Regions from separate parts of the Homo sapiens genome. Here region 2 is linked to region 1. Evidence: chromatin loops called from intact Hi-C (ENCODE). Cell type or tissue: heart left ventricle. All regions are shown on one strand. Links, peaks and the distances in the headings refer to the core of each region. The heading gives the core; the rest is flanking DNA. Region 1 holds the start of DIPK2B (divergent protein kinase domain 2B). Region 2 has its middle 19 kb from the start of MIR222HG.

Region 1 (16,397 bases), core at 6,911-14,910:
GGGATGGGGGTGGCAGTTATCACAGGAAAGAAAACAAATTCACCCACCCCGCACCAAAAAGCAGTGAGATTTAGGAGCTTGTATGTCCTCTTCATAGGGAAGAGAGGAGGGAGAATGTAGACAATTTAGGGGAGATTAAATGATTTGAGGGAAAGATAAATAGGCCCCAAGAGGAATAGATGACAGTTTGTGATAGTTTGTCTGGATATAGTGTCAACTTCTAGTTTTCTCTCCTTTGATAGGAGTTGATCTTCTCTGGGTGTTGGATCTCTATTTAGGCAGATAAGGGGAATCCAGAGAAAAGCTCTCCCTGCATTTGCTATTTTTTAAGTACCTTCAGCCTGAAGTGATTATATACCAAAGTGGCATATTTCGCGGTGGCCTTCCTTGAAGTCCTTCAGTGGCTAGCTTTGTTTAATGTCTCATGAAATTTTTCATGACCAATTCAAGCATAATTGTTAAGAACAAGTGATAAGGAGGAGGTGGAGCAAGGTGGCCAAATAGAAGCCTCCATCAATCATCCTCCCCACAGTAACACCAAATCTGACAACTATGTACACAAAAAAGTACCTTCATAAGAGCAAAAAATCAGGTGTATGATCAAAGTACTTGGTTTTAACTTCATATTGCTGAAAGAGGCACTGAAGGGGGTAGGAAAACCCGTCTTGAATTGCTGACACCACCATCCCCATCCCCATGGCAGCAGCCACATGATGTGGAGAGAGAATCTGTGTGCTTAGGGGAGGGAAAATCAGTGACTGTGGGACTTTGCATTGGAACTCAGTCCTGCCAACATCAGGCAGAACTCAGCCAATGCCCACAGAGGAAACATTTAGATCAGCTCTATGCAGAGGGGAACCACCCATCCTAGTGCTCAAAATATGAATTTTGGCAAGCCTCACCACCGTGGGCTAAAGTGCTATGGGATCCTAAATAAACCTGAAATGCTATCTAGGCCACAAGAACTGCGACTCCTAGGCGAATCCTAGTGCTGTGCTGGGCTCGAAGCCAGTGAATGTGGGGGGCATGCAACCTGATGAGACACAGGTTGAGGTGGCTAAGGGAGTGCTTTCGTCACCCCTCCTCCACCTCAAGGCAGTGCAGCTTGTAGTTCCAAAAGAGACCCCTTCCTTCCACTTGAGGAGAGAATAGGGAAGAGTAAATGAGACTTTGCTTTGCAACTTGGATACCACCTCAGCCACAGTAGAATAGAGCACCAAGCAGAGCTGTGAGATTCATTCCAGACCCTAGCTCCCAGATATTTCTGTACACACCCTGGGCCAGAAAGGAACCCACTGCCTTGAAAGGAAGAACCCAGTCCAGGCAAGATTCATCACCATATGACTAAAGAGCCCTTGGGTTCGGAATAACCGAGTGGTAGTGGTAGTAGTGGTAACCAGGTAGTATACGCCGTGGCCCTTGGGTGAGACTCAGACGTGCTGGCTTCAGGTGAGACTTAGCACATTCTCATCTGAGGTGGTTAAGGGGCAAAACTCCTTCTATTTGAGAGAAGTGGAGAGAAGAGTAAGGAGACTTTGTCTTGCATCTTAGGAACCAGCTCAGCCACAGAGAAGTAGAGCACCAAGCAGGCTTTTTAGGGTCACTAATCCAGGTCTTGGCTCTTAGATGGTATGTCTGGACTGACCCTGGACAAGAGAGAAGCCCACTGCCCTGAAGAGTGAGTCCCAGGCCAGGCAGCATTCAGCACAAGCTGATTGAAGAGCCCTTGGCCTTAACTGAATATCAGTGGTACCCTGGCAGTACTTTCTGTGGGCCTGTGATAGTGGTGGACATAGGGATAGACTCCTCTACCTTAGGAAAGGGGAAGAAAGAGTAGGAAGGACTTCATCTTGTGGTTTTTGGTGCCAGTTTAGCTGCAGTATAGTAGAGCACCAGGTAGATTTTTAAGGTTTCTGACTCTGACTCCAGCATCTCTAGATCTTCCTAGGGCCCTGGGAAACTTGCCACCATGAAGGAAAGGACACAAGACTGAATGGCTTCACAAACTGCTGATTGTAGAGACCTAGGACCTTGAGCAAATATAGATGGTAACCAGGTAGTGGTTATAGCGGGCCTTGGGCAAGACCCAGTGCTGAGCTGGCTTCAGGTCTGACCCGGCACAGTCCCAGTGGTATAGTCACAGGAGTGCTTGTGTTACACATCCCTCAGCTCCAGGCAGCTCAGCACAGAGAGAGAAACTCTGTTTGGGAGAAAGTAAGGAAAAAGGACAAGAGTCTCTGGTAATCTAGAGAATTCATCCAGATCTTATCCAAGACCACCAAGGCAGTAACTCTATGAGTCCACAAGAACTACAGCATTACTGGGCTTGGGGTGCCCCCTAATGCAGATATGGCTGCAGTGACCAAAAACTTAGATCACAACACCCAAGTCCCTTCAAAAACCTGGAAAACCTTCCCAAGAACTTCAGGTAAAAATAAGCCCAGACTGTGAAGACTACAATAAATACCTAACTCTTCAATTCCCAGATGCCAAAGAACATCTATAAGCACCAGTACCATTCAGGAAAACATTACTTCATCAAGTGAACTAAATTAGGTGCCAGGGGCCAATTTGGCAGAGACAGAGATATGTGACCTTTTAGACAAAGAATTCAAAATAGCTGTGTTGAGGAAACTCAAAGAAATTCAAGATAACATTCTTGAACATTTCTTTTCAAAGTACCTGGTTTTAACTTCACATTGCTGAAAGAGGCACTGAAGGGGGTAGGAAAATCAGCCTTGAATGGCTTACACCACCACCCCTATCCCCATGGCAGCAGCCACATCATGTGGAGAGAGAATCTGTGTCCTTGGGGGAGGGAACATTTATTTTTAGGGAAGGAAATCAGAATCCTATCAGATAAACTCAACAAAAAAACTGAAATAATTAAAAAAGAATCACGCAGATATTCTAGAGTTGAAAAGTGAAATTGACATGCTGAAGAATGCATCAGAGTCTCTCAACAGCAGACTTGATCAAGCAGAACAAAGAATTAGTGAGCCTGAAGTCAGGCTATTTGAAGATACGCAGTCAGAGGAGACAACAGAAAAAAAGAATTTAAAAAAAGCATGACTACAAATATAGAAATTAGCCTTAAAAGAGCACATCCAAGAGATACTGCCCTTAAAGAGGAAGTAGAGAGAAAGATGGAAATAGAAAGTTTATTCAAACAGATAATAACAGAGAACTTCCCAAACCTAGAGAAATACATCAATATTCAAATACAAGAAGCTTATAGAACACCAAGAAATTTTAATACAAAGAAGACTACCTCAAGTCATTCAATAATTAAACTCTCAAAGGTCAAGGATAAAGAAAGGATCCTAAAAGCAGCAAGGGAAAAGCAACAAATGACATACAATGGAACTCCAATACATCTGGAAGCAGACTTTTCAGTGGAAACCTTGCAGGCCAGAAGGGAGTGGCATGACATATTTAAAGTGCTGAAGGAAAAAACTTTTATCCTAGAATAGTAATATCCGGTGAAAATGTCCTTCAAACATAAAGGAGAAATAAAGATTTTCCCAGACAAACAAAAGCTAAAAGATTTCATCAACACCAAGCCTGTCCTACAAGAAATGCTAAAGGGAGCTCTTCAAGCAAAAGAAAAGAACATTAATGAGCAATAAGAAATCATCTGAAGGTATGAAACTCACTGGTAATAATAAGTACATAGAAAAACACAGAATATTATAACACTGTAATTGTGGTGTGTAAACTCATATTTTAAGTAGAAAGGCAAAAACATAAACTGATCAAAAATAATAACTACAACAATTTTTCAAGATGTAGTACAATAAGATATAAATTGAAACAACAAAAAGTTAAAAAGCAGGGAGACAGAGTTGTGTAGAGTTTTTATTAGTTTTGTTTTTGTTTGTTTGTTTATGCTATCAGTGTTAAGTTGTCATTGGTTTAAAATAACGGGTTATAAGATGTTCTTTGCAACCCTCATGGTAACCCCAAACCAAAAAACATACAACAAATACACAAAAAATAAAAAGCAAGAAATTAAAACATACCACCAGAGAAAATTACCTTCACTAAAAGGAAGACAGGGAGGAAAGAAAGAAGAGAAGACCACAAAACAATCAGAAAAAAATTAATAAAATGACAGGAGTAAGTCCTTACTTATCAATAATAACACTGAATGTAAATAGTGTAAATTCTCCAATCAAAAGTTATAGAGCAGGTGAATGAATAGAAAAACAAGACCCAATGATCTATTGCCCACAAGAAACACACTTCACCTATAAAGACACACATAGACTGAAAATAAAGGGATGGAAACAGATATTCCATGCAAATGGAAAACAAACAAGAGCAAGAGTACCTATACTTATATCAGACAAAATAGATTTCAGGTCAAACACAATAAGAAAAGACAAAGAAGGTCATTATATAATGATAAAGGGGTCAATTTAGCAATTTTAAATATATGTGCACCCAACACTAGAGCACCCAGATATAGAAAGCAAATAATAGCCAAAACTATCCTGGGCAAAAAGAATAAAACCGGAGGAATCATATTACCTGACTTCAAATTATACTACAGAGCTATAGTAACCAAAACAGCATGGTACCGGCAGAAAAACAGACACATAGAACAATGGAACACAACAGAGAATGCAGAAACAAATCCACACATCTACAGTAAACTCACTTTAGACAAAGGTGCCAAAAACATACATTGGAGAAAGGACAATCTCTTCAATAAATGGTGCTGTGAAAATTGGATATCCATATGCAGAAGAATGAAACTAGACCCCTATCTCTCGTTGTATGTCAAAATCAAATCAAAATGGATTAAAGACTTAAATCTAAGACCTCAAACCATGAAGCTACTACAAGAAAACATTGGGGAAAATCTCCAGGACATTGGACTGGGCAAAGATTTCTTGTATAATACCCCACAAGCACAGGCAACCAAAGCAAAAAATGGGCAAATGGGATCACATCAAGTTAAAAAACTTTTGCACAGCAAAGGAAACTATTAACAAAGTGAAGAGACAACCCACAGAATGGGAGAAAATATTTGCAAACTATTTATCTGACAAAGAATTAATAATCAGAATATATAAGGAGTTCAAACAACTCTATAGAAAAAAATTCTAATAATCTGATTATTTAAATGGGCAAAAGATTTGAGCAGACATTTCTCAAAAAAAAAAATGTAGAGATGGAAAACAGGTTTATGAAAAGGTGCTCAACTACAGTGAGATATTTTCTCACCCCAGTTAAAATGGCTTTTATCCAAAAGTCAGGCAATAACAAATGCTAGAGAAAATGTGGAGAAAAGGGAACCCACATACACTGTTAGTGGGAAGGTAAATTAGTACAACCACTATGGAGAACAGTTTGGAGGTTCCTCAAAAAACTAAAAATTGAGTTACCATGTGGTTCAGCAATTGCACTATATACCCTAACAGGGTATATACTCAAAAGAAAGGAAATCAGTATATCAGAGCGGTATCTGTACTCTCAGGTTTACTGTAGCACTATTCACAATAGCCAAGATTTGGAAGCAACCTAAGTGTCCATCAACAGACAAATGGATAAAGAAAATGTGGTACATGCACACAGTGGAATACTATTCAGCCATTAAAAATAATGAGATCCTGTCATTTGCATCAACACAGATGGAACTGGAGATCATTATGTTAAGTGAAATAAGCCAGGCATAGAAAGACAAAATTCACTTGTTCTCACTTATTTGTGGGAATCTAAAAATAAAATCAGTTGAATTCATGGAGATAGAGAGTAGAAGGATGGTTACCAGATAGAAAGGGTAGAAGTATGGAAAGGAAGGATGGAAAGTAGAAGGACGGAAAGTAGAAGGACGGAAAGGGTAGTGAGGGTGTCGGGGGAGGGGAAGTGGGGATGGTTAATGGGTACAAAAAATAGTTACAAAGAATGAATAAGATCTAGTATTTGGTAGCACAACAGGGTGACTACAGTCAATAATAATGTAATTGAACATTTTTAAATAACTGAAAAAGTATAATTAGATTGTAACACAAAGAATACATGCTTGAAGGGATGGATACCCCATTCACCCTTATATGATTATTACACATTATATGCCTGTATCAAAATATCCCATATACCCCATAAATATATATACCTACTATGTGCCCACAAAAATTAAAAATTAAAAAAAACAATGAATTGGGTAAATGTAAATGAAATAAAAGTCTATAAACTTCAAAAATAATTATGTTTTATGAAATATGTCTACTAAAAATTGTTCCAAAAATCTTTTTTTGTAACTTGAAATCTTTTTTTCTAATTTTTTTTTTTTTATTTTGAGATGGAGTCTTGCTCTGTCTCCCAGGCTGGAGTGCAGTGGCGTGACCTCAGCTCACTGCAACCTCCACCGCCTCTGGGGTTCAAGCAATTCTCCCGTCTCAGCCTCCTAAGTAGATGGGACTACAGGTGCATGCCACCATGCCTGGCTACTTTTTGTATTTTTAGTAGAGACGGGGTTTCACCATAATGGGCTGGTCTCAAACTCCTGACCTCAGGTGATCCACCTGCCTCCGCTTCCCAAAGTGCTGAGATTACAGGCATGAGCCACCACACCCGGCCGGTAACTTGAAATCTTAAAGTTATGCTATGTTCAATTAAGTAATAAATATTCAATAAATATTGAAGCCATTTCTGAGTAAGTTAAAACATTAAAACATTAACTGCTGAACATAAGATTAAAGTATATATACTTTGGCGTCTTGTTTTTATACAGTATAGAGAAGCTAAATATATTTGGGTCTGCTAATAAACATGAAAGATTATATATGACATGATGTTTATTTACAAAATGCTGATATGAAACTGTTTATAATGCTTACTAGTTTTCACTAGAAATTAAGGTTACTAAGAATTTAAAATTCTAATTAATATATGTAATTAAAACTTCTAGAAATAATAAGGGCAACAACTGTATATGTGAAGGAAGTAAGGCATGTTTTGTCAAGGAAGTTTAAGTATAAGGGTGTATTTTTGTTAAGAGAAAAAAAAGAATAATTTTTGTCCTAAATTAGAGTGATTAATTGTTCTACAATGGGAGAGAGGAAGAGTATAGGACAAACTAAATTGATATAAGAAAGTATAGACAGTTTAAAATTTGAAAAAGGAACTTCATGTGTTGTCAAGCTCGCTAAAACTGAATGAAATTTATTAGAAGGGTTTTTAAAAATTAGCTTTAATATCAAAAGTACATTGATACAAAGCTAGACACTGGCTTTTTTTCTGTTGAAAGAACAAAGTTTTCTTGGTGAAAGGTTTTTCTTATCTTTTAAGTGATCTACCTTACAAAGATTTGTGTTTTATCAGGATAATTTCTTGTGCTTCGTGTTGTCTTTTACTAGGTCTTTGTTTATATACATATATATAAAAATGAGTATTCTCAACATTAAAAGAGCTAAGTTTTTTTACAGCTATATAACCTTTCTGTATTTGCCTCTCATTGTTTCATAATGACTAATGATCCTATTTAATCAAGTGTTTTAGACTTTTTGATATTTTTTACAAACTTCCCAAAATAAGCTTCTAAATTAAGTCTTTTTGACCTAGAACTAACTTTGGGACATTCCAGAGGACCCCTGTAATGTCTGAAAAGATCTGTGCATAATTTTTGATAGTAGATTGTAGCCATATTTGTTGTTTTTGAGTTTTATTGTCTATTTGTAGACTGGACTGAATTCTGAATTCATCTTTATTCCTCCAATCCAATTTTTTCCCATTTTTCAGACTTGAAATCACTCAGAACAAGATGTGCTCTGTTCCTGAAACCCTGCCAGGCAGTTATAGACAACTTGATGTGACTTCTGAGGACAACCCTTATGCCTGATATGTGGACCACTCAGGAAGATCATTGAAACCCTCAGTACCATAACCAGAGACATTCAAACTGCAAACCAGAAAAATATGTTTCAAGCTCAAATCTAGCAATCTTGTTAACTAAATTTCCTCTGGACTCAGACTGAATTTATAGTTTGCTCTAGTCATTGACCTTTGGTTTTCTTTTGTTTCTCTAGAAATGTTAGTTGAGTTGGTTTGTGAGGACCTTGGCTAAGGAACATACTGCAGTCTTTCAGTATTATCCTCCTGGTAGTCATCATAATCTCCCTGGTGAACTACATTCACTTGAGGGTCTTAAATGTGTGTTCACAGTCATCAACGGTATGCCAGATGATCTCACTGTAATTAGAGCAACAAAAATGAGATGAACAACAAAAGGAATCTTTCCTCAATGAGCTTGATGTTGTGACTTATGAGTTTCACACTGAGACAAGGACAACTTAGCCATGATGGTCACAGAGAGTGGAGCTTATGCCCAAGTTTTAGTCAATATCTCTTAAATGAGAGGCTGATCAAAAAGGATGAATTATGTTTTAAAATTCTAATTGGAAGGCCATTAGACTGAGGTGGCTCTGGCACTTTAAATTCCTGTGTGAACAAACCAAAGCCTAATGTAAATAGTAAATTTAAACTAGAAATTGTACCAATCAAAAAAATCACCAATTAATCTCTAACTAGGGACTTTCCACTCTAACCAATAAAAATTGTTTTCTTTGTCCTGCTTCTGCAAACACTATAAAAGTTTCCTTTCTTGCCCCTCCCAGCAGAATGTTTGCAGTCTGATACTGCCCTGATTCATGAATCGCTGAATATTCAAATAAACTCTTTAAAATTTAAATGTGCTTAAGTTTTTCTTTTATCACACCTGACACCAAAAGCATGATTCAAAAAGAAAAAATTAACAAATTGGACTTCAAAATCAAAACTTTCACTCTGCAGAAGACTCTGTTAAAAGAATAAAAGACAAGTTAGCCCTGGGGAGAAAATATTTGCAAGCCACATATCCAACAGAGGACTCGGATCTAGAATATATAAACAAGCGTCAAAACTCACCAATAAAAAGCAAACATGACCAGACATTTTACTGAGGAAGCTATACAAATGCTAATAAGCACGTGCTTCATCATCAGAAAATTGCCTTTACCTGCTCTTCCCACCAATCTTTAGCAAAACTTGTCAATTGTCCAGAGGCAATCCCCACTCCCTCTTACCTCCCTTTTCCTCACCCCCAGCCCCATCTTCCTATGCACTTTCTCATATTTTCAAACCGTGCCCCGCTCCCCACCTCCACCCTCTCACAGAATGTGAGGCAGCCTGACTTCCCTGATTTGGTTCTCAGAGGTTCTCTCTACTCCCAAATTAGCACTTCCATCTACTCCATGCTGCGGACCTTATCTTGGTATCCTGAGGAAGGCAATCCTGGGGCAGTTAAATCCTACCAAATCCGGCCAAGCCACCCCGAGAAGTGAAGCAAGTTGGTAAAGGAAGAGAAGCTTTCAGGTCTGTGGGAGAGGGATAGACACAGCTGTGTGCTGTCAGAGGGCTCTTTCTGGTGCTCCCCTCATCATGCCACAGAGGCCACCGGGTTCTTTCTGGTCTCTTGTTCTCAGACCAGCAAGAGAAGATGGACTAACCTGAGGTTTTCTCTTCCCTAAGCAGCAAAAAGCTTTCAAATCAGTGCTAAATGTGCCAGTTAATGGCAAGCAAGCTAACCTCTAGTTATTTCACAGGCAAATATGGTAAAAGTGGGGGAAGGAGGGCTGATTAAGGGGCAGGACAAATGACCTAGCACAGAGGGGTCAAAAATTGGGGTGCACGTGTAATCCATAGGGACAGATAAACCTGGAATTAAAACAGTGGAGGGTGGAGGCTTTCAGGATCCTTTGAAACTCCCAGGTGGAACGCAGGTTGGACACACATCCTGCATGGACCTTTCCTGCCCTGCCGGGATATCCTGTGTTTGTCAAAAGGACCACACAGGGAAGCCCTGACAATTGTCCTTCCCGAAATCTGCCAGCGAGCCCCTCCCCAGCCTGAAGCAGCCACCCCCGGCAAAGGAAGAGTAACTCTGGAAACAGCGTTATCAGCATCCTCCACTGACTTCCTCACCTCCTCCCCAGCCTCATTAGCCCCAAGCTCCTCAGCATCCTCAAAGAGAAACCTGGGAGGCTGGGATGGGGTCAGCACCCAGAAGCCAGCCCCCTCTGACAGCTTCCTCTTTGGCCAAGCCCTGCCTCTGTACAGCCTCGAGTGGACAGCCAGAGGCTGCAGCTGGAGCCCAGAGCCCAAGATGGAGCCCCAGCTGGGGCCTGAGGCTGCCGCCCTCCGCCCTGGCTGGCTGGCCCTGCTGCTGTGGGTCTCAGCCCTGAGCTGTTCTTTCTCCTTGCCAGCTTCTTCCCTTTCTTCTCTGGTGCCCCAAGTCAGAACCAGCTACAATTTTGGAAGGACTTTCCTCGGTCTTGATAAATGCAATGCCTGCATCGGGACATCTATTTGCAAGAAGTTCTTTAAAGAAGAAATAAGGTCAGAATATCAATCAAATAACTCTGAATCACAAAATTCTGTTCCCTTCTTGTGAAGATGTCCAGGAATTTGTTGAAAAGGAATCAGGATGTAATATGGGTGGGAGCTGAAACAAATCCATTTAATCAGAGTGGTAATGGTCTGAAGTTGGGGTGGGTAAGAGGGCAAGATGTGAAGCCAAATTCCAGCCCTAAATGCTAAATCCAACATTTCCTTTTGAACTGAAAGCTTGAAGTTTTCTTTCCTATGAATGGAGTAGCCTGGGACTGTTGAGTTTATCAAGTTCATTTCTCACAGTGGGCGGGAAATAAAATTTATAGAAAGCCTACAATGTGACACCTATTTTAAATCATTGTGAGAGTTAATGGTGTTCCCCCATTATTGAGGTGGTAAGCTGAGACATAGCCAGATAAAGTGACTTCAGTGGGGGGAAATGGGTAACTCTGTGAGATGATGGGACCCATTTCACTATATATATGTATCTTACAACATCGTGTTGTATACTTTAAATATACACAATAAAATTTATTTTTTAAAAAAGATTAAGTAACTTGCACAAGGTCACCACCGAATAAGTAGCAGCTGTGGAATTCAAACCAGGACGGTTTGCTCCAAAGTTTCTGAGCCAGCTTTCTGTTGTGAGAGATTGCCTTGATCAGAGGAAAACTGGAGCTTAGTAAATTGCAATGCACATGGCTCTCAGCAAAGAATGGCATCACACTTGGAATTTAAGCCTATCAACACACAGTCCATGAGCCTTTACCACAGCCAAACTCTAGCAGGTACTGGGGTGACAGCAACTATAACTCTGGTCATTGCCTTCCTGGAGGTCAGGACAAGGGGGTCATGTTATAAATAATAATAATAAGGCTTTGTCTGATGCAGGGCAGTGTAAAGGACCTCCAGGAGCTCCATTAATTCCAAATGGGAACTGGGGAAGGGCTTCCCCAGGAGAAGGTATTCTGAGCAAAGCCTTTTAAAGGATGAGCTGAAAAGTAACGGGAAGTGAAGGGCTTAAGGTGGAAGTAACATCTTAAGCAAAGGTGTGGGAAGAAGTGAGAGGTGCTTAGCTAGAGCATGGGGTGTATGTGGAGGCATGACAGAGGAGGAGGTTGAAGGGATATATGGGGCAGGGGGTCTTTAATTGCCATGCCAAGGAATTGGGGCCTTAATCTTGTGGACCAGTGGTTTCCAGTCTTTTTAGTACCAAAGACCCTTTGTCATATATATGCCCTTTCTCCTCCATCTTCCTCAAAGGACCTAACTTACGCTTTTAAGATTTGGTGACCAAACAAAAGGCATTAATTAACAATGATTTTATTTGCAATCTGTATTAATCAAAGACATCTTTGCTTACTCAACCAAATTACTAAATAGAAATAATAGATAGAAATACCAATCAAAAATGTTAAACTTCTTTTGTGAGGTATTTTATGGAGTTGGTGTGGACTTTTCCTATTAAGCCTTTTTAAAGGCATATTAAGCGTTTTTAAAGGCATTTTTGAAAGACCACTGATTGAGGAATCTCTACTGCAGGCCATGCTGAGAGTGTTAGGCTGGGGAGGGGCAACATGAGACCTGTGATTTGGGAAGAGCTCGTGCAAAGTGGACAGGACGGACTGGTGGTGTTGGCAGGGGCTGTGAGACCAGTTGCCATAGTCCAGGACACAAGTCACTGGGAACAAAGTAGAACAGGAAGGATACAGGTCAGTTCAGCTATAGAGTCATCCTGTTGACCAACACTATGCGAGAGGAAATAAATATGCAGATGTTGGATGTGAACTCAAGGTTTTCCGCCTAGGAAAAGAGATAAAGAGGACCAAGAACACAGGTGAAGCAATGCTGATTCCTTGGAGAGAGGCAATAAGAAGGCAGACATATTTTTTAAAAGGAGGGAGAGAAATTTAAGGATTCAACTGAGGAAGAGCTCTAGGATGACTGCATATTCACCAAAGGGCAATAAATGAAGTTTTTCTTACTAGCATTTGGCAGATGCTAGCCAAAATCAGAAAGCATTTCCCTAAATAGGTTTGCATTCCGTTAGAGTCCAGGATATTACTTCATCTCCCTTAGAATTCATGTTCCATGTGCCCGTGAAAGGGAAGTGTGCAGATACAAGCAGGAAAACACCAGGCAGGGCAGATTGGGGTTTATAGCTCTGCACATTGAGAATGGTCATCCTCAGCACAAAGAGGCAGAGAGAGGCAGTCAGTGGGTCTGGGGAGGTGGTCCTGTTTAGAGTCCTTTTCTCTACAATATAAATACCTTTTTTCTTATTATCAAAGTCGTGCCTGTTTATTTTAGTATTTTCAGGAAAGGTTGATTAAAGAAAGCACAAAATAAAATCACATATAATTCTTCCACCAAGAGATCACCCCTTAGTCAACATTTTGTTGCATTTCCTTGCCACCCTTTTTCTAAGTGTGAATTAAGAAATTTTTTAACAAAAATGTGAACATGCTGTGTATACTTTTTGGAAACTACTATTTAACAGTATATCAGGAACATCTTTCCACATTATTAAATGATCTTCCACACACTTTGATTTTTAACAGGTTCATGGTATTCAATTGCATCAATCAACCATAATTTATTTAACTATTTAAGCATAACTTATTTAATTATTTAACTATAATTTATTAAAACCACCACTGTGAAACTAGAGTTTTTTTATTTCATTTTTTGGTATTATAAACAGTTCTATGTCAAACATCCCTGTAGCTATGTTTTGTGCACATGAGTGACGAATTCCTTATGACAAACTCCTAAAAGTGAAATTTCTGGGTCAAAAAGACAAAATTGAAGGAGATATATATATCTAAATGGAGGCTTCTACTTATAAAGCTCACTTCTTGCACACTTACAAATATTTAGTACTTTTTTTTAGTTTGAATTTCTTCTGAGTTGAACCCTTTTTCAGATTTATTGACCATTTGTATTTCTTCTTTGCTAAACTGTCTACAGGTTCACATCCTTTGCCTCTCTTTCTAATGGTGTATTTGTTCGTTGTCTTCTTTTGGATCTCCAAACATTTTCCCACTTTAAAAAAGTGATTACCAGCCAGGCGAGGTGGCTCACACCTGTAATCCCAGCACTTTGGGAGGCCGAGGCGGGCAAATCACGAGGTCAGGAGATCAAGACCATCCTGGCCAACAATGTGAAAACCCGTCTCTACTAAAAATACAAAAATTAGCCGGACATGGCGGCGCACGCCTATAGTCCCAGCTACTCGGGAAGCTGAGGCAGGAGAATTGCTTGAACCCGGGAGGCGGAGGCTGCAGTGAGTTGAGATCACACCACTGTACTCCAGCCTGGGTGAAAGAGCAAGATTCTGTCTCAAAAAAAAAAAAAGTGATTACCATGACACCTTAGGAGAAAGACTCTCTCTCAAAAAAAAAAAAAGGTGATTACTATGACATCTTAGGGGAAAGCCCATCCAAAACTCTCAGTTGTTTGGTTGAAATGCTACAGCCAGGTCCTAGTCCTCACTAAGGACTGGACAATGCTTGCATCTGTTCAGCAACAAATCGTAGATGGGTATCCCAGGCTGGCTGGATATGCTGAACACACATGATTAGCAGATGGACATCACCTCTCCTTTTTTCCTTTATCTTTCCTTTGGCAAGAATGCTAAGGATGAATCACATACTGCCCATACTCAACCATTGACCTTTAAAATTATGAATGTTTTCATTACTAATTTTCCCATGCATTCCATGTTGACTTTTAAATCCTGAATGAAAAGTTAAGGGAAGCTAGGGAAATGAGTAAGTCTGATTGCCATACTCTTCTTACTGACAATATACCTATATATGAAACCCTGAGAAGTCACATCAATTGGTAAGATTCTCCCATGATCTGGTTGGTCAGTATTGTGCGTGCAGGGTGTGGGGGTGGAGAGTAAATAGTGGCAGTACCTCTAATCACAATAATTCCTAGGAGTTCCTAGGCTCTTACCAGGGCTAATGCTTTAATCTCACCTTCCTTACTAGACACACTTGGTCTTATGTACCACCTCCACTATCAAAGTCTAAAAAAAATGTTTAAACACTTCCAACTGAGCAGTGGAGGGCTCACAGTAAAATAACTAAATCGTCAGGCCTGATTTTGCCTTCCCTTCTCCCTTGTCTCTTGTCTGTCTCCTTGCCCTCAGAAGTTGACAATAATTACTGTCTTAACTCACTTCTTCACATCAACTCAGGGGCCTTGGGAAATACAGGGCTCAAGAGCTTATGACAAAAGCATCCATCTACACGTTCAGTCAGCCTTATATGAATCCATGCACCCATCCATCCACCATCCATCCACCCATTCATTCAGGTGACCCTCCATGCATTCTTCTACCCAACCATCACACTGTGCATCCCACCATCCAGCCCTCCATGCATCTCTCTACTCCCTTATCTATCTATACATCTAAATACCCATCCATCCATCCACCTGTAAAGTGTTGAGCACTAACTTGGTACTCTGCTGAACACTGAGTTACAAAGTTAAAAGAGGTCAAATCTTTGCTCTGAAGGAGTTTACTTTCTATTAGGAAGACAAAGAAGTAAATCAGTGGTTAAAATAGAGTATAGGAAATATTTTTAAATGTCTTACACAGGGTATCATGGGAGTGTGTGGGAAGGTCCCAACTGGGGGATGAGGGAGTGAGTTCCAAAGAGGTGCTATCCATCTGGATTTTAAAGGGCTACATTGGGATTTTCCAGACAAGAAAGAGGAAGAAACTGTCTCAGACAAAGGTGTCAGCATATGACAGGTGATTGGAACCTCAGAGGCCTGAAAGAATGTGGTTTATCCAAGGATAGTCAGTGGTTTGGTGAGACCAAAGCAAACTTGTAAGAAGAGCAGCAGGCAATGCAGCAGGCAATGCAGCAGGCAATGCAGCAGGCAGAGCATTGTGAACCAAGCTCTAAGCTTAACTAAGGAGCTCTAAGCTTAACTAAGTTTAAGCTCTAAGTTAAATTAAGGAGCATGAACTGTAGCCTGAGAGCTTTGGAAAGGTACTAAATGGGTTAAAGGTTCAGTGCAGAGCTATGGGATGAAGAAGAGGGAAGGGAGGAAAAACTATTTAGAAAGGCATATCTACAGGCTTTATGTTTGACCAGATGCAAGCATGAGAAGAATGCACGAGAAGAGGGCATTTTATTCTAATTCCAAAGCTGTTGCTCTCCTCTACACCCCCACCCTATGTTGAGGGACTTGGGGGGATTGGACCACATGGCCTTGTTGCTTTTTTCCAGCTCTGAGAAACTGTAATTCTGCTTGTCCATCTTTCAACACAATCAGGAACTTGGCCAGCCTCACTTCAGTCAGGCCCATGATCTCAATTTAGAAGGAAGATGAGAATGCTGTCTCTGTTTTGTGGTTGTCCAAATTCCAGGATAGTAACATTTTAGTGAATAAAAAGCACTGACATTTTCTCACTGACATTCTTCTATTTAATAAAGTAGGTAGTCAACACTGTAAGAGTATACATTTTTCCCATTCAATGCAATAAATTTATTACCATTTTGAATAAGGGGAGAAGTGCATCCTGCAATCTTGTTTGTCTCAATTAGTCCTTATGGAATGCCTCAAGCCATCACTGAACCTGCCCAGGCACTCATTACAAGTCATCTGCCAAGGCAGTGCTGTCGTCTCAGCGGAGCCTCCTTAGGAGGTGGGGACAGAAAAAAAGGACAATGAACTTGTCTCACAGGGCAAGAAATCTCTTCCCACACCACCCCCACCAACTGGGAGAACAGGAGCCCTGAGACCTGCCCTCCTCTACCACTAATTGTCTGTGAGTCTTCAGAAAGGTCACATATATATTCTGCTTTCAATTTTATCTTTTCAATTTTCTCATCCTTTTCAATTCTCTTTTCAATTTTCTCATCCTCAAAACAAGATGGGGAAGGGACAAAATAATCTTCAAGGATCCTGCCACCTATAACCCCTAATAATGTTACCAATCTGTTTCTATGAGCTAATTCATAAAATGGGTGATAAAGGAATAAGCAACCACAAAG
Region 2 (16,397 bases), core at 3,681-11,680, 590 kb before region 1:
TTTTTTAAGCCTCGGATTTTCCTTGTCTGTATCATACACTCTTCACTATGAGCTGAGCAGGGGTGTTGAATAGCATATAGCACCAGGCCCATGTGGCCTTCTCACCATCCTCAGTGTGGGCCTTTCAACTCGATACCATGCTCATCTGATGTGATTATCACAAACCCATACTTAGCAAGAGAGTTCCCAGCCTATAAGTAGATTTATTCTATCTTAAGCCTTGGCTTATATGAGAGAGGTTTTGTGGCATCTGGGAGATGGAGTCATGGAAATTTGATTAAAAAGAAAAAAGGGGGGAATATTGTTTGGTCTGTCCTGTTTTGAGGTGAACAAGGTCTCTAGGAACTTTTTCTTAAAGGCTGTGTGAATCTGTGTTATTTTAGAAACCCTATTTCCTCTTACCCTTCTCACGAACCACGTACTCAAAGATACCGCATATTTGACAATGAAATACCTGGCCCAGAGGAAAGTAACAATGATTTATATTTTCAGAAGAGAAGTGTAGTATTTTGGAGTTAGCTAGATCTATCCCTCCCCGCTTTTTTTTAAACAGATGGAGAAACTGAGTCCTGAAGGATTATAACATCCTTGAAATTATACAAAGAACTGAAGTAGCATCTGGCTTGTCTAGGAGGTCAAGATGAGAAAGACTTCTCCTTGATTGGCTCCCTCTTAAAGAGAAATGCTTTTGCTCAGCATTGCAACTATTGACCTTCTGATTACATCACTCATGATTTTTTAAAAAATGTTAAAACTTACATTGAAAAAATACATATGCCACTTTTAAAATGGAGGCTTTCAGCAGCATTTCGATCTATCCATATGTTATGGTTTGGGCCAAATTAACCAGCCAATTTCAGATCTGTTTTTTTTTTTGGAAAGCTTAGGTATATATTCACTTGAACTTTCTGTCAAATCACAGCTTGAAGAAGCTATCTCCAAACTGCTTTTCATGTACTGGTTAAATTAAGGATGCTTCTCTCAGGCAGAGCTCATGTTCTCCTAATTTGGGCTGGCCATCCTTTCACTGGTGCTCCTCATGCTGTGCCTCCTTCTTATCTGCCTCTGAAGCATCACGCTGCCTGTGACCTTTCTGGTGCCCCTCTGTCTTCAAGTACCTGGGCTCCTGGAGGGCCTGGGTCAGGGCCTGAGTGCTCAGGAGCAGGCGGGAAACCACACCAGAGAGCCCCTCTCTTCCTGCCCACGCCTGGAGAGTCAAGGTCAGCAAATTACCTGGCTAGAAAGCTCCCCTGGGGTCTCTGATCACAGCCAGGGCAGAGAATTCTTGCTATAATGATTGAAGGACTCATCTCTTTGCGGAGAAACTCAGAAAATAACATGGATGATACTAACCTTTACTCAGGGCTCATGTGTGAGGTCGAAGGAGAAGATAAGAGGTTTCCCCGTATTCTTTCATGTGTGTTTATTTGTTAAATATCTGTCTGTTGTGTGCCAGGCTCTGAAACAGTTATTACACACTTCATCTGTACTGCAACACTGTGAGGAAGAGATGATTGGCCTTATTTTAGAAATGAGGCCATAGATACTTAAGAGAGCATTCAAGTCATTTGCCCAAAATCACATTGTAAATGATAGAGAGGATATGCGTTACCTTCCCTTTTCTGATTTCACCAAGCCTATACCAAGAAAAAACATACAGCAAAATGGATGTTGAGTTTGAGATTTCCTTTCTTATTCGTATATCAGTATAAATAACAAATTTGTTTTTCAAGGCATATTTTTCATTTTGCAGAATTTTGGTGTAATAATGACATTGGAAAAATATTTCTGAGGTTCCACTTTATACCAGATCCTGTCTAGGTGCTGGGGATACAGCAGTGAGCATATGCAAAAGTAAGTTATTTTTATCAGGTTCTGAGATAAAACTAGAAAGAAGCTGTATCTGTGCATATTTCATTATGTTCTTTCTTTAATAGCAAGGCATGGAAACATAGAGCCCAAGATTAATTGCTGTTATTTTTCCATTGACTCACAGAATTACTGAACTAACAGGGTACTTTTGAGGTTACTTAGCCAGCTTCTGAGGGTCTGGAGGGAATGCCAACCTAAACCATTCTAGTATTCATCATTTTCAAGGAGGGAGATTCCATGAAGCCTTTGTGGAAGCTGCTGCTTTGGACCCTTGCAGCCTGCTGTGATGATGATAAATTATTTCTGCCCCATCAGAGCTGGATGGAATAAATGTGGTTTTTAAGTTGAATACATGAAAAGCATTTTTAATATCCTAAATTCTATACTTTTATCCAAAATAAGCACCTTTAGAGGTTATGAAATGAGAAGCAGAGTCCCAGGCAGGTGGTCACACACCTGTTTGGTACTGGTGTGTCCGGAATCCTACCCACTGTGATGACAGTGCCTGATAGTTTCTTCTGCCTTTCTATCCCAAAACGATTGGTCAGTTTACCCAAGTTTGCAATGCAGTTTAGAATCTCCCAGGAACATCTCTTCTAGTAGTTGTCTTAGCCATCTTGTAGTTGATTTGACTTTTTTTTTTTTTTTTTGCTTCCAGAAAGCTCTATGCTTCATATGGACTTGCATACCAATTTTTTGTTCATCTGTTGGTCATGATGGTTAGCAGAGCCTGACCTCCTGTTACAATAGAATGATCGGTTCCTGGGCTACAGACTTGAGTCTGTTTTTTTTGTTTTTTAAACCTTCCCATGTGGCAATTTGCCATATGCAAAACTTAAATGGTAGCCAGTTTCACCTCAAGTTTCAGATTCCATCATTGTGTTTGTCCCTTGAAAGTATAGATTATTCCCCATCATGAGAATGCCAGGTGTAGGGGAAACATCTCCTGAAAGAATAGCTTGTCAAACGCTGATAGAAATTTTTCATTAGAAGTCTCCTCATCTGTGAAATAAGGGCATGGGCAGAGAGATTTATGAGGTTACTTTCAGCTTTATGAGTCTGACTAAATGGGGGAAGAATTGCAGCCATTCAGTTGGGTGCCACGACTTTGTTTCCAAACTCAGGCTGACTCCACTCAGGTCCCCTGCCTTGGGTTGGGAATGGCTGGCTTGTTGTTGTCCTGAGGAGCCCATGCCAGAAACCCAAGTCACCTCCTTTGGGGTATCTGAGGGCAGTGTTTTTCAAACTTTTTCTGTGGAAGCTAAATTTTCTTAAAAGAAATAAAGAGTTAAAAAAATATTCCTTGTCACATGTAGGCAGAGACTGTGTCAGCACTTACCCTGTGCCTGGGTATTTGCTTCTTGTACAATGGAGGAATCCCAGAAGGTAGCCTCCCAGCAGGTGGTTCAGAGGGTAGTTGCTGTAGTTGGAGAGAGAGTGGTGAAGTCCCCATGGCCTTCCCTGGCCAGCTTTACTCTTAGACCTGACCCCTCCTCCACCTACCACCCCTGGCCCCACCTCCAGCCACACAGTTCCCAGCTCATTTCATAGAACTAAACATTTCAAATCCTTTGCCCTGGCCAGGCAATAGGAATTTTGATGGCTGTGCTAACCACTGTGCTGTGTGACAACCCGGGCTCTGAAGCTGGGAACCTGAAATTTAACCCATCAGCATCCTCCTCTCAGCTTCCCCCAACCTTAAGCTCCCCTTACCCATTATCTGATTGTTGCCAAGAAGGTTGGGAACCTGTCTGTGACAATCTGGAAGATCCCAGATCAGGTGGTCTCTTCTGGAATTCAAGGAGATCAAGTAACTGAATCAAACTTGAGAATTCAACAAGAACGTCTTGCAGCTCCAATTCCTGAAAAAGCCACAAACTACTGGAACTCACCTAAGATGAAATTGGCAACCTGAATAGTCCTATAACCATTAATAAAACGGGATTCATACTTAAAAATCTCCTGAAAAAGGGATCTTCAGACCCAGATGGTTTCAGTGGTAAATTCCAACATTTAAGGAAGAAATGACAGTCTCTTCTAGAATAAGAGGGAAAACATTCTAACTTATTTTATAAGGCCAACATTACCCTGATACCAATGGCAGTAACAAAACAAAATAATGATGACAAAACTACAGACCAGTATCCTTTATAAACATAGACAACATAAGTTCATCAAAAAATACTAGTAACATCATCCATCAAATTTATAAACATTCCCTTCTTTTAATGTCTGTGGGATCTGTAGTGATATTCCCTCTTTCATTCCTAATATTAGTTAAGTTGTGTTTCCCTTTTATTTTTTATTAGTTTTGCTGGAGTTTTAACAATTGCACTGATATTTTCAAAGAATCAGCTTTTGGTTTCATTTTTTTCTATTGTTTTTCTGCTTTCAATTTCATTGCTTTCTGCTTTTTCTTTCTTGCTTGCTTTGGCTGTATTTTGCTCTTCATTTTCTAACTTATTTAGGTGGAGGCTTAGATTGTTGATTAGAGACCTTCTTTTCTTCTAATATAAACATTTAATGTTGTAAATTTCTCTGTAAGCACTATTTTAGCTGTATCACACAGATTTTGATATATTGTGGTTTTGTTTTTGTTTTTGTTTTTTTTTTTTTTTGAGACAGAGTCTCACTCTGTCACCCAGGCTGGAGTGTAGTGGTGCAATCTTGGATCTCTGCAACATCTGCTTCCCGGGTTCAAGTGATTCTCCTGCCTCAGCCTCCCGAGTAGCTGGGATTACAGGCACCTGCCACCACGCCCAGATAATTTTTGTATTTTTAGTAGAGACAGCATTTCACTATGTTGGCTAGGCTGGTCTGAAACTCCTGACCTCAAGTGATCTGCCCACCTCAGCCTCCCAAAGTGCTGGGATTACAGGCGTGAGCCACTGCACCCGGCCGATATATTGTATTTGCATTTTGTTCAACTCAATGTATTTTTTTCACTTGAGACTTTCCCTTCACTGAAAAATTATTTAGAAGTGTGTTGTATCATTTCCATGTATTGGGAAATTTTCCTTTTCTTTCTGTTGTTGATTGCTAGTTTAATTTTATCATGGCCAGATGACATACTGTGTATTATTTTAATTCTTTTAAATTTATTAAAGGTTTATTCTTTAGAGTATGGTCTATCTCAGTGAATGTACCTTTTTGGCACCAGGGACTGGTTTCATGGAAGACAATTTTTCCATGGATTGGTATGGGGGTGGGAGGGGTGAGGGGGTGGGGGGATGGTTTCGAGATGAAACTGTTCCACCTCAGATCATCAGGCATTAGATTCTCATAAGGAGTGCACAACCTAGATTCCTCGTGTGTGCAGTTCACAATAGGGTTTCCACTCCTATGAGAATCTAATGCGTCTGTTGATCTGACAAAAGGCAAAGCTCAGGTGGTAATGTTCACTCGCCTGCTGCTCACCTACTGCGGTGCAGCCCGTTCTGGTACTGGTCCATGGCCTGGGGGTTGGGGATCCCTGGGTTAGAGTATTTTATAAATATTAAATTTAATTGATTGATGGTGTTTTCTGTCTATTTCTATATATTACTGAGAGAAGAGTGTTGAAGTTTCCAACGACAACTGTAGATTTACCTGTTTCTCCTTTGTATTCTGTCAGTTTTTGGTTTGTGTATTTTGAAGGTCATTTGTTGGGTAGATACGCATTTAGAATTGTCATGTCCACTTGGCAAATTGATACTTTTATTATTATTATGTGATGTTCTTCTTTGTCCCTGGCAATTGTCTTTGTCTTCAAGTCTGCATTGTCTAAATATAGACACTCTACTTTTCTTTTCAACAGCTTGCATGTTACACCTTTTTTCATCCTTCTGCTCTTAACTTACCTGCCTATATTATATTTCAAGTGAGTTTTGGTTGGACAGCATGTAGTTGGTTCATATTTATTTATTCATTCTCACAGTCTCTGCCTTTAATTCTTGTGTTTAGACCATTTCAGTTTAATGTAATAGTTGATATGTTTGGATTTATGCCTTCTGTTTATTCCATTTTTGTTCCTATTTCTCCTATTCTGTGTTTTTTTTTTTTTTTGAGCTATTTGAATATTTCGTAGTTCTTTTTTTGTGTGTGTGCCTGCTTGAGGGATTGCAATATGTATAGTCAACTAGAATCATTCACAGTCAACTTAGAATCACTTCGAATGGACATTTTATCACTTTAAGTGGACTGTAGAAACCTTACCACCATATAGGTTCCTTTGTCCTCCTGCCTTTTGTTATGATATCTGTATTCCACCTTTATTGAAGGATACATTTGCTGGATATAGAATTCTAGATTACAGTTCTTTTCCTTTAATGCTTTAAAAATATTGTGCCACTTCTTTCTTTCCTCCATGGTTTCTGGTGACAAATCTATAACCATTTGACTTTTTGTGCCCCATACTTAGATAATAGGGCATTTTTCTCTCCCTGCTTTCAGGAATGTTTGTTTCATCTCTGGTTTATAGCGTGGTTTTGGGGGGTTTATCCTACATGAGGTTCACTCTGCTTTTCCAAGAATTTGTACGTATATGTGTCTTGTGAAATTTATGAAGTTTTCAGCCATTATTTTGTCAAATATTTTTCCTGTACTGCACGGCATTCTTTCTCTCTTTCTGGGATTTCTATGACACAAATGGCAGACCTTCTCTTATTGTTCTCTGGTCCCCTGAGGCCCTGTTCATTTTTTACTTTAAATATTTTTTCTCTTTCTTGTGCAGAATGGCTAATTTCTATGTATTCATCTTCAAGTTCGCTGACTCTTATATCCATGATGCCATTGAGCCCATCCCATGAGTTTTTTATTTTGGTTATTTTATTGTTCAGTTCTACAGTTTCCAACAGTTCTTCTTTAGATCTTTTGTCTCTTTGCCCAGACTTTCTCTTCCGTAGGTTTCAAGATTGTTTATGATTGGTTGCTGGAGCATTTTTGTAATAACTTGATTTAAAGTTTTTGTCAGTCCAAATGTCTGTCATCTCAGCCTTGGCACCTGTTGATTGTATTTTTCCATGCTGAGTAATTTTGAATTTATCCAGGGCATTTTGAATATTATGTTATGAAACTCTGCATCTTGTCTAAATCCTATGGAGAATGTCAATATTTTTGTTTTAGCAGGCAGTTGATAATGGTTAGGTTCAGAGAACAAGTTCCAACCACCTTCTATGAGCTGTGGTCCTGTGTTAGCATTTGCAGCACCATTTGGATATATCCTGTGTGTGTGCTCCACAGTGGCCGATCTGGGAGCTAGGTCTTCAGTTCTCAAAGTCATTGGTAGACTGTTAGGATGAGGTCAACAAGTGCAAATCTGAGGAGTGACTTGCACGTGGATAAGCAACTTTATGGGGTCTCTTTCTTGAGCTCCTTCCCCTTTGTGCTCTCTCTAGTTCTTTCCAGTTCTATGGGGCTTCTCTTTTGGGCCATTTAGCTAGAAAGCTTGGGCTTTAGTTACTCTATTTTGCCATGTACTTTCACAACTGTGCCCATGTCCCCAGGGTCAAGCCCCTGGAGGACAGAGACACTAAAAACAGTGGGATTTGGCCCTACTTTCTTGGAATCATGGCACTGTTGAATCTAGAGGAAGGTTTTCCTCCCTCAGAGTTCCCTGTCTTGCAGGCTCCCCTTGCTGCTGGCTGCTGTAGCCACTGCAGGGTTACTTGGGGACTGTGGCCTGAGAGAACAGAGAAAAGGAAAAAACAGGGGATTTTTCCCTGTCGTCTGTCAGCACCTAGGGTCTGCCGACAGTGTGTTGAGACCAGGCTTGGGCACACTGGATGAAAAAAGAAGAGGAAACTGTCAGTTGGGTGGTCTTTCATGTTCTAGTCTTCCTTCTTAATGTGCCTGCTCCTGTTTACTTTTCAGAGTCCTCGTATAGCTGCTCCAAGCATTCTTTCTGAGGTTCGTAGTTGCGGCCCTGGGAAAAACAGGGTGGAGTGTGCTGACTATCTATCCTACGTAGAACTGGAACCTCTGTTTGATTTTGAATATGGAGAATAGTATGACTCTAAACAATGGGTGCCTTAATTGCCCCCTTAGTGTCACTCTACCCAACTTTACCTCTTTGCTTGAAAAACCATCCTTAGGATCCACAGACACCTCTTAGGAGGAAGGTGGGGTTAGTGCTGCCAGTTAAAAGCATTACCTTTACCATCTGATGAAACAAAAACTTGCTTCTTGACTCTACAGCTAAAACTAAATTGGGAGTATTTTTTTCTCATTAACCTTTTTATTAAAATGCAAGTTCTTTTTCAAAGATGAGAGTTATACATAGTAAGTCGAAGATTTCTGAAATCCTTTTAGTCCAGCTTAGAAGAGGACCAAGAAGATAATGCTTATGTAAATCTGAATCCAGCAGATACTCTCTCCACTAAATTAAGAGATACTTCTCTCATGAAGAGCTTTGTTGTGCAGATTTTGCAGTGCCACGTTTTCGATTTTGAATGTTGCATATGCTTATAAATCCCGTAGAAGTGATTCTTGTGATAATAGTTTAAAAAACTTAGTGAAAATCAAGAGAACAGGCTTCTATGAAAATCCGAAGTGAAGTTGTGCATGCCTCCCTTAGTAGCTAATGGCCAAATGGTTAAAGGTGTTACCAGGGTGGTGAATGATATTCAAAGACCTGTTGTTCAGGAGGGGTGGGGAGCAGGAAGCTCTGTTGGTGTAAGTGGAGAATGGAATGTTTTAGGGAGCCGGGTTTTGTCATTTCCAGGAGCAGGGCGGGCAGCACGGTGGGAAGGTCTGGCTCCAGCTTGAGCCCACTCACAGGATGTCAGGGGGAAGTGTGACTAAGGTCACGGCCACGCCACGTGGTGGGCCAGCTGGATCCAGAGCAGGGGCCGTTGTGGCCACACATCCTGAGTTTCCATGGTCTAATGCAGTGGGCTTGAAAAAAAAGGGTGGATGCAGGATGCTGGCTGGGACTGTGGAGTGCGTGGGCAGTAAGTCTTAAGTGACAGTGGGTGGAGATTACAGCATTTCATCTGCTTTTCCTTTGACACCTTTTAAAGATACAACCCACAGTTTTCAAGGGTTTATGCCAATGTCTGCTAGAGGGATCTTGCAGTAGATCTTAAACCCTATAGTATTCTTAAGAGCACAAGGAAATTCTTATTTGGGTTCCATTTACAACAAAGGTGGAAATTTAAAACTAGGCTGAGAATTTGAAATGCTGTTCACATTAAGCAGTTTATTAGGGGGTTATTTTGAAATCGTTCTTAAGTAATTTTAAGATGTTTCCACATCTCAAAAGGATACATACATTTTTCTTCAGTTTTCTTTGGAGAATGTCTGTTCAGGATGTTTAGCAGGTTGGGTTTCAGAATTTCAGCGGCTTTATGGTGCTGTCATCCAGTTCGACAGATTGAATTTGCACGTAGAGGAAATGGAATGTATTTTTAATCACCGGAATGTATTGTACCTAACGAACATGGGAGAGTGTATGTCAGGTTTCAGCTGTGATTAATATTTTGCTGCTGATTTCTCAACTATGTGGCATGCTTACACTCTGCCTCTACTTGAACAATATCTAGTATTTCCTGATTATAACAATGGAAAAAAGTCTTAGAAAATCAGTCTAGAATTCTTATCCTTAGTCCATTAAAACTTGAGAAGGTCCTGAGCCAAATTCCTTAACTTTGAAAGAAAATTTATTATTAAAAGTTATAGGGTCCTAATCTCACTCCCCCCAACAAATTATGTAAAAAAAAAAAAATACTTGAAGGAATGAAGAAAGGGATTTTCTTCAGATTACTAAGTAGTTTGAAATCAAACCATTTGAGTTCAAGAATCACCATAGAAACTTGGGTGGGAGGCTATAAGTACTGTGGGGTATATGGGGTGTTATTATTAGACACCATTGTTGAAGGTGCTGTGTTTTTAAGACCATGCCTGGCAAGAATTCATCGAAGTGTAGAAAGTATTTCCTTTAATGTGCTACTTATTTATTTAGTTCAGTTGCTCTTCCTAAGAATTAAGAATTGCATTCCTCTTATGGAGAGAAAGTAAAGAGAATCAGAACCTTTAGTTATATTATTTTGAATATAATGTCATATTCAAAATATATATGCATGCCTTTGAAATCAGGTGCCTAGAAGGGACAGGTATTTGCTTCAGAAGTTATGAATTCCTTAACAGAAAGGGAAAGTGGGAACCAACATTTCTTAAATGCCTCTTATGTGCCCTCCTGGAAGCAGATTATCCATTCTGCTTATGGTTTCTTTTAAGTTGCATAACTGTTCATTGAAGTAAATTTATTGGTACGAAAACAAATTCATAGGTTGGTGAGTTTGACTTTTGTTGGGTGGAGGATGATAAGAAGGAATGGGTGCACAGATTGGCGTGTTTGGGGACTTAAAGCAGTGGTTCTCAACTGAGGGTGACTTTGTCCCTCTGAGGGCATTTGGCAATGTCTGCATACTGTTTTGGGTTTTGGTTGAGGAGGGGAGATGCTACTGGCATGTAGTGAGTGAAGGCCAGTAATGGAGCCTACATACCCTAGTGCCTTATGATGCGCAGGATCCCCGCCCCCCCGGAACTTTCCCACCAACCAAGAGTGTTCTGACCCCATATGGCCACAGTGCTGACATTGAGCAACAAATGGCTTAAAATTAACACAGAAAAGAAATGAAAACCAAAGTCCTCCCTGCTGCATTCACTCGTATGGAAGATACATGTCAATTTAGCCTGATTCACTCATTCCTGCAAATAGGTATGTCTAAATATTACTTCTAGACATCTCAAGGAATAGAAACTATAGCTTACTAACAAAAAGGTTTTACATGTGGTTTCAGAGATTCATTGTTTTTTAGGTTTTCACTTTTAGGATATACTTCTTTTTCTCAAGCCTAAATTTCTATAGTGTCATTTTGGCCTCTTCCATTTCCAGTTGAGCTTTCTGTCATGGAGGTAGTAATTAGCTGGTAGCCATTCTGCATGAAGTATTCTTTGTCCAAGTTCTGTAGAGGCTGCTATTAAATTGCCCCTGAGCTTTAGATAGCATCGACACAGTAAGGAGTGCTACAGTGTATTAACATTATTTGCATCCTTACTAAACATATAAAGATAGTGGGGTGGCAAAGACAGAATATAATGCTCCCTAAGAATACTGCCTTGTTGGCATCCAATGGCATTATATGGGGTTCTTGTTAATAAAACACTTAAAGGTCTATTTTTACATGTTTAGATTGTGCCTCAGGACTTGAGTTTGAGTTGTGAAATGCTTAGCAGTTAGCTGTGCTCCCATCTGCCATCCCAACCTTGCAAAAGGGAACAGAACCATGGTATCTGGGGCAATACATCATTCTTAGACATTTCTGGTGACTTATCATCAAATGTCAGGGCACTAAAATCAATGAAGAGATGGGGTAGAGCTGGTACGAGAGAAGAAACCTGGAAAGCAGAGAAAGGGAAGGTTTGTGAAGAATGGCACAGTAGGGAAGAGTGTAAAACAAACCAACAGTGATTGATTCCACATGCCAGAAATCCTTTTAAGCACCTAGCTAGGGAGCACCACATTGCTTTAGGCAGTAGGGATGCAGTAGAGAAGGTGAGGCAAGGACCTGGCCCTGGTACGGAGCTTATATTCTAGATGGATGAAATCTTAATAGAAGGTAACTGTGGTAAGTGAATGAAGGAGATGAAGCTATGATGTGGGAGCATTAACAAGGAGTGGGCTGTGTGAGGAACCTGAAGAAATTTGAGACGAGAGAACAGAAGGGATTTAGCTAGAACTGGAGGGGCAGGTAGAGGGAACAGCAAATAGAACAATCCTGGCTGCTGATTTTATAAAATGAAACATTTTATCACAGTCCTAAGAGAAGCCTACATGTCTGCTTCTCAGTTTTAATTGTGACATGTGCTTTAGTTACCTGGAAAATCACTGCCTTCTTAAAATTATATTTTAAAAAGATGCCACCACCATCTCTACCAAAAAAAAAGTATATGAGGGTATAAAATATCATGAATTGGTAATATATTTTCAATTATAAGCCCTAAAGTTCAATATTTAAAAATGCAGCTCTCCCCCCATACCTTTTTAAAAAATGTGGAGTTGTAGATATACAGATTTTTGTTGTTGCGGTTCATTGAATATTAGCCTTTACCACTCTTTTTGGTACCTTCTCTCACCTCAGGAAGTTAAAAAAAGATCAATAGGAAAATAGATAAGCAATTGAATATGTAAATATTGGCCTGAAAATATTTACATATTCAATTGCTTATCTATTTTCCTATTGATCTTTTTTTTAACTTCCTGAGGTCAGAGAAGGTACCAAAAAGAGTGGTAAGTAGCTTTCACTCAGGGTCTTTTTTGTTTGTTTGTTTTCCTTGAATTTTAATCTCTCAAAAGGACCTTGTACAATTTTTCTCATTGTGGTTTAAAAAAATTTGCCATAAAACTAATCATCTTACCCATTTTAAGTGTACAGTACAATAGTGTTAAGTGTATATGTACCTTGTCGCACACAATTTTTTTTGACTTGGCCTGAGTTACAATCTTATATGTGCTTCTAACAGGGTGACTCTGAGTGAGGCATTTAGGAGGGAGAAAAAACAATGTGGAGGGGCCGGATGAAACAAGATTAGCACAATGAGGATAACTTTTGAAATGGCTTTTTTTTTTTTTTTGAGACGGAGTCTCACTCTGTCACCCAGGCTGGAGTACAGTGGTGCGGTCTCGGCTCCCTGCAACTTCCACTTTCCAGGCTCAGGCGATCCTCCCACCTCAGCCTCCCAAGTAGCTGGGACTACAGTGGCGTACCACCACGCCTGGGTAATTTTTATATTTTTAGTGGAGGTGGGATTTTACCATGTTGGCCAGGCTGGTCTCGAACTCCTGACTTCAAGTGATCCACCCACCTCGGCCTTCCAAAGTGCTGGGATTACAAATATATATATTTTAAAGGCAGCAGAAATAGACAAAACTCAATCTTATTTCAGGACTACAGTTGGTGTTCTTAAAAGGTCAGAGGAAGAGCTGAATATATCTAGAGGTCAAGTACAGCAGCCTGCAGGGTATGGGGCCAGTTCAGGATGGAGTGTAGAAGCAGTATTTGAGGAAGGGCACAGATAGAAATTCCTGATCCAGCTAGATTTGGCTCTCATAAACCCTCCAGTGAAGGGCCGTTTCCTGTGAAGCCTGTCTCTTGCTCATTGCTGTCAGCCCCATTTCCTCTAAAAGTTGGCCCACACCTTCCATTGTCCTTTATGGCCTCTGGATACAGCACCATCTCCACACAACACATCTGTTGCGTTCTCTCAGCAAGATGATCAAGAATTTCTTTACTTACTTCGGCAAGTATAGGATCTGCTCATTTCTGGGACACTTTGGTTTTTGCCCTGAACATCTGATTAAGTATCTCTCTTCAGTGGTTGGGTGCCTGCAGCCATCTCTGTATTACCTTTTGAGAGTTGTTTTCATTCTGATGTACAGGATCCACCTCACTCTGTTCATCTCCGAACTACCGACCTCTCCAACCTCACATTTGACTTTCTGTAAACTCCAGCTGGAGCTGCTGAGAGCAGAGACTTGGGATATATCTCAAAAACCTCAAGAATACATTTTGATGTGAGAGTGCCAAAGATGGTCCTAGCAACCCCAGGAGTAGGAAGGCATCACTTTCAGTTCTGATAAGGACCAAGATTCTGAAGGGCAGAAGATGAGAACTCAGGTCTTATCACCTTTCCGAAGGTGGAGATAGATGTAGCGCCCCTTGCCATCCTGATATGGAAGTATGCATATACCCCCTCTCCCCCATTTACTTTGTGATTTTGATATTTTTTCCTCTAGTAAATCCCCAAGTGAGGTCTTTAAAAAACGTGAGAAGGGAAAAGAGGATGAAAAGAATTAGATTGGGATTGAGGTAAACATAACAGCATAACTGAAGAGCTTGAAGAATTGCGATGTGGAGGGCAATAACACTAACCCTGGCACTGTTAATAGTGACTTGGTGAGTAACTTATATGTAGATTTCCTTTTACTTAGAACCTGCTACTCCATCTACCTCTCTTAAGCTGTAGCGTTTCTTTAATGGAGGAGGAAGGAAAGACATTGGCTTACAATTTGCTGCCTAATCTAATATTTGGTTCTCATGCACTGATTTAACAGATATGTATTGAGCACCTACCTTTGTTAGACCTTGAACAAGATACTGGACCCAGTGCAATAGGCAGGATCAACTCAGACCCCTCTTCTAATATAGGAACTGCACACTGGCCTGTAGACATGTTCTCTTTGGTCCACACAGTTATAAACACTGCAGTGTTTTTTTTTCTCTTGAAAAACTGGTTGATTTGGCCCCCTGGACCTGCATCCTCACATGGCAAAGTCAGGGAAGTGGCAGGGGTAAGGGGTTGCTGAGAAATGTCTGCCACGGTCAATAGAGGCACATGTTCTACAACCTTCCCTGGCCTCTGTCTCTCATCGTGTTAGCTATTTTTGTCCTTGGTGGAATCTTGGTTGGGATTCCTCCATCTTCACATGCTTCTCTTCACAGGGATCATCCTGTGGGCTGGGGAGCCTGGGATGAGAGCTGGGACAGAAGCTGAGTTGGGATGGGAAGTGTGGCTCCCTGCTGCTCTCCCTATGAGTGGGCGATGCCCCAGAGCTCTGCCCCTGAGCAGTGCCCCTGAGCTATGCCCTTCGTCGAGCCCTTCCCAGGCCACTGCTGCACAGCTTTTTGGCTGCGCAGTTGCTTTGTACTCTTCGGGATTAGAATTTCAGAAAGGGGAAGTCATGCCACCAGCTTTTGTAACTCTCCCATCCATGAACTTCTGTTCTTGACAGTTGTGCTCTTTGTTTGTTTGTTGAAGTCCACCTGTGGCATTATTCCTGCCTCCACACCGGTGTCTTGACAGCCCTTCCTTCAGCCCTTCCTGCCTAGGGGACCCTTTCCTTCCTGCTCATGGGAGTGCTGCTCACCTTTGAAAGCACAGCCTGCCTCCCCTTCTTGAAGCCTCTTCTAGCTTCTACCAAAACAATTGACTTTATCTGTTTTACATTTTGGGCTTTCTCATACATTTTCTTTGAAGAAAACATTGCAAAGCTCAAGGTATATAATAATATAAGGCATGTTGTCTTATATTATTCATTGTCTTTCCTAATCTTCATACCTTGTCTCTAAGATTCCATCATGAATTCTGGAGAACAAGGTCTCAGTCCTGTATATTTCTACTGTCCCAGAGCCCAGCCACTGCACTGTAAATCATAAGGTTGAAAATAAATATTTGTTGCAGGAGTGAATTAAAATATTTCCTTCCCTGATTTTCAGAGCACAGAGTTTATAGATGATACAAATTTAAGTTTTTCATACCCTGCGACCACCTCCTTCTATTACTTGCTCCTCTTAAAATGTGTAGTTTTGAAAATGGGAGCCATCTTCTCTTTGTCTTGCTCATCCTTCAGGTTCCTTTCACCTATCTCTTAAGTCTGGGGCTAAAAGTAAAGGACAGGTGGGGACAGGTAGTGACAGGCCTGGCTGGAGCATCTCTGGGAGCTGAGCCACCTGACGTAGGGGGAATGCAGGGGAGGCTGGGCCCTTTGACAAGGTTTAGGGTGGAGACCACAGTCCTCTCAGAAACACTCCGAGGATTCCCAGACTCTCTTGTTAAGAAACTGTACATACAACATGGTGTCTCCCACTGGAGACCTCAAATACCAGGGCAAGGTAAAAAGATGGCTGAACTGGGAATTGGTAGCCCTGATTTACTTGCTAACCCCACTGCCTATTTATTTAACCTTAGGCAAGTCACTAAACTTTTCTAGGTCTGTTTCATCTCATTTTGAGAATTTGATATGGGAGAGCCCTCCCAGCATGATCTCCCTGCTGGTTGTGAATCTCCTCTGACTCAGCAGACAATGCTTTATGTCAGTATTCCTCTGCAGTTTCACAAGAGGGCACTAAGCCTCAGAGGGTGTGAGCATGAAAGGGCCAGAGGCAAACATACAATTTATTTCCAGTCTCTGCCGTATCTTCAAGTGGGATTTTTTGTATTCTAATCTTCACTATAGCTATGTTTTCGTATTTAAACAATTTAAAATTTATTTTTACAAATTACATTATTTATTGTCCTTAGATTTTGTAGTGTAAGTTAAACCCCAAGGATATGGAACATGCCTATCCCCTGGTTTTGTAAATTCCCTGGAGTGTCCGCATGCTACTTATAGCTATATTGTTCGTGGTCAGTTTTAAATTACAAGATGGATGGAGATTATGCCTCATTATAATTATTGCATATGCATATAGCAATTAACTTAACCCCCACCCCATAACCCTATGCAAAAGGTACTGTCCGTTACTCATTTTATAGACGGAAAACTGAAGCACATAGATGTTCAGTGAATTGCACAAAGGTACACAGCTTGTAAATGGTGTAGCTGGGATTAGACCTGGCCAGTCTGTGTTCTTAGCCTCACTCTATAATCCTGCCTCTATGGTAAACTAATTTAGGGAAGCCAATTGATTTTTTTTTCAGATAATGATCTGATAATTTTGGTGTTATTTTTCACACAGCATTTTTAGAATAAATTTTGACGTCGT

What was found. Peaks named below come from ENCODE experiments on the same cell type or tissue, not always from the same donor. Only the 100,000 strongest peaks of a DNase experiment are listed, where the experiment ranks them.
Region 2: a loop joins it to region 1, with 7 times the contacts of the local background. A loop is called at or near these places in 3 of 110 quality-filtered maps.

The regions. Positions count from the first base shown.
Region 1 is chrX:45,194,580-45,210,976 of GRCh38, reverse strand. DIPK2B (divergent protein kinase domain 2B) reads left to right here and starts at 10,101. Exons shown (of 5, transcript NM_176819.4): 1 at 10,101-10,383. The coding sequence starts at 10,151. In heart left ventricle, for the core only: no CTCF peak of the experiment used is centred there; DNase peaks (open chromatin) are centred at 9,896 and 9,986; H3K4me3 peaks cover 3,666 bases; H3K27ac peaks cover 5,549 bases.
Region 2 is chrX:45,781,407-45,797,803 of GRCh38, reverse strand. No RefSeq gene overlaps it. Among named protein-coding and RNA genes, the nearest start is that of MIR222HG, 19 kb to the right of the region's middle. RefSeq lists an enhancer at 11,033-11,579. In heart left ventricle, for the core only: no CTCF peak of the experiment used is centred there; a DNase peak (open chromatin) is centred at 8,643; H3K27ac peaks cover 1,481 bases.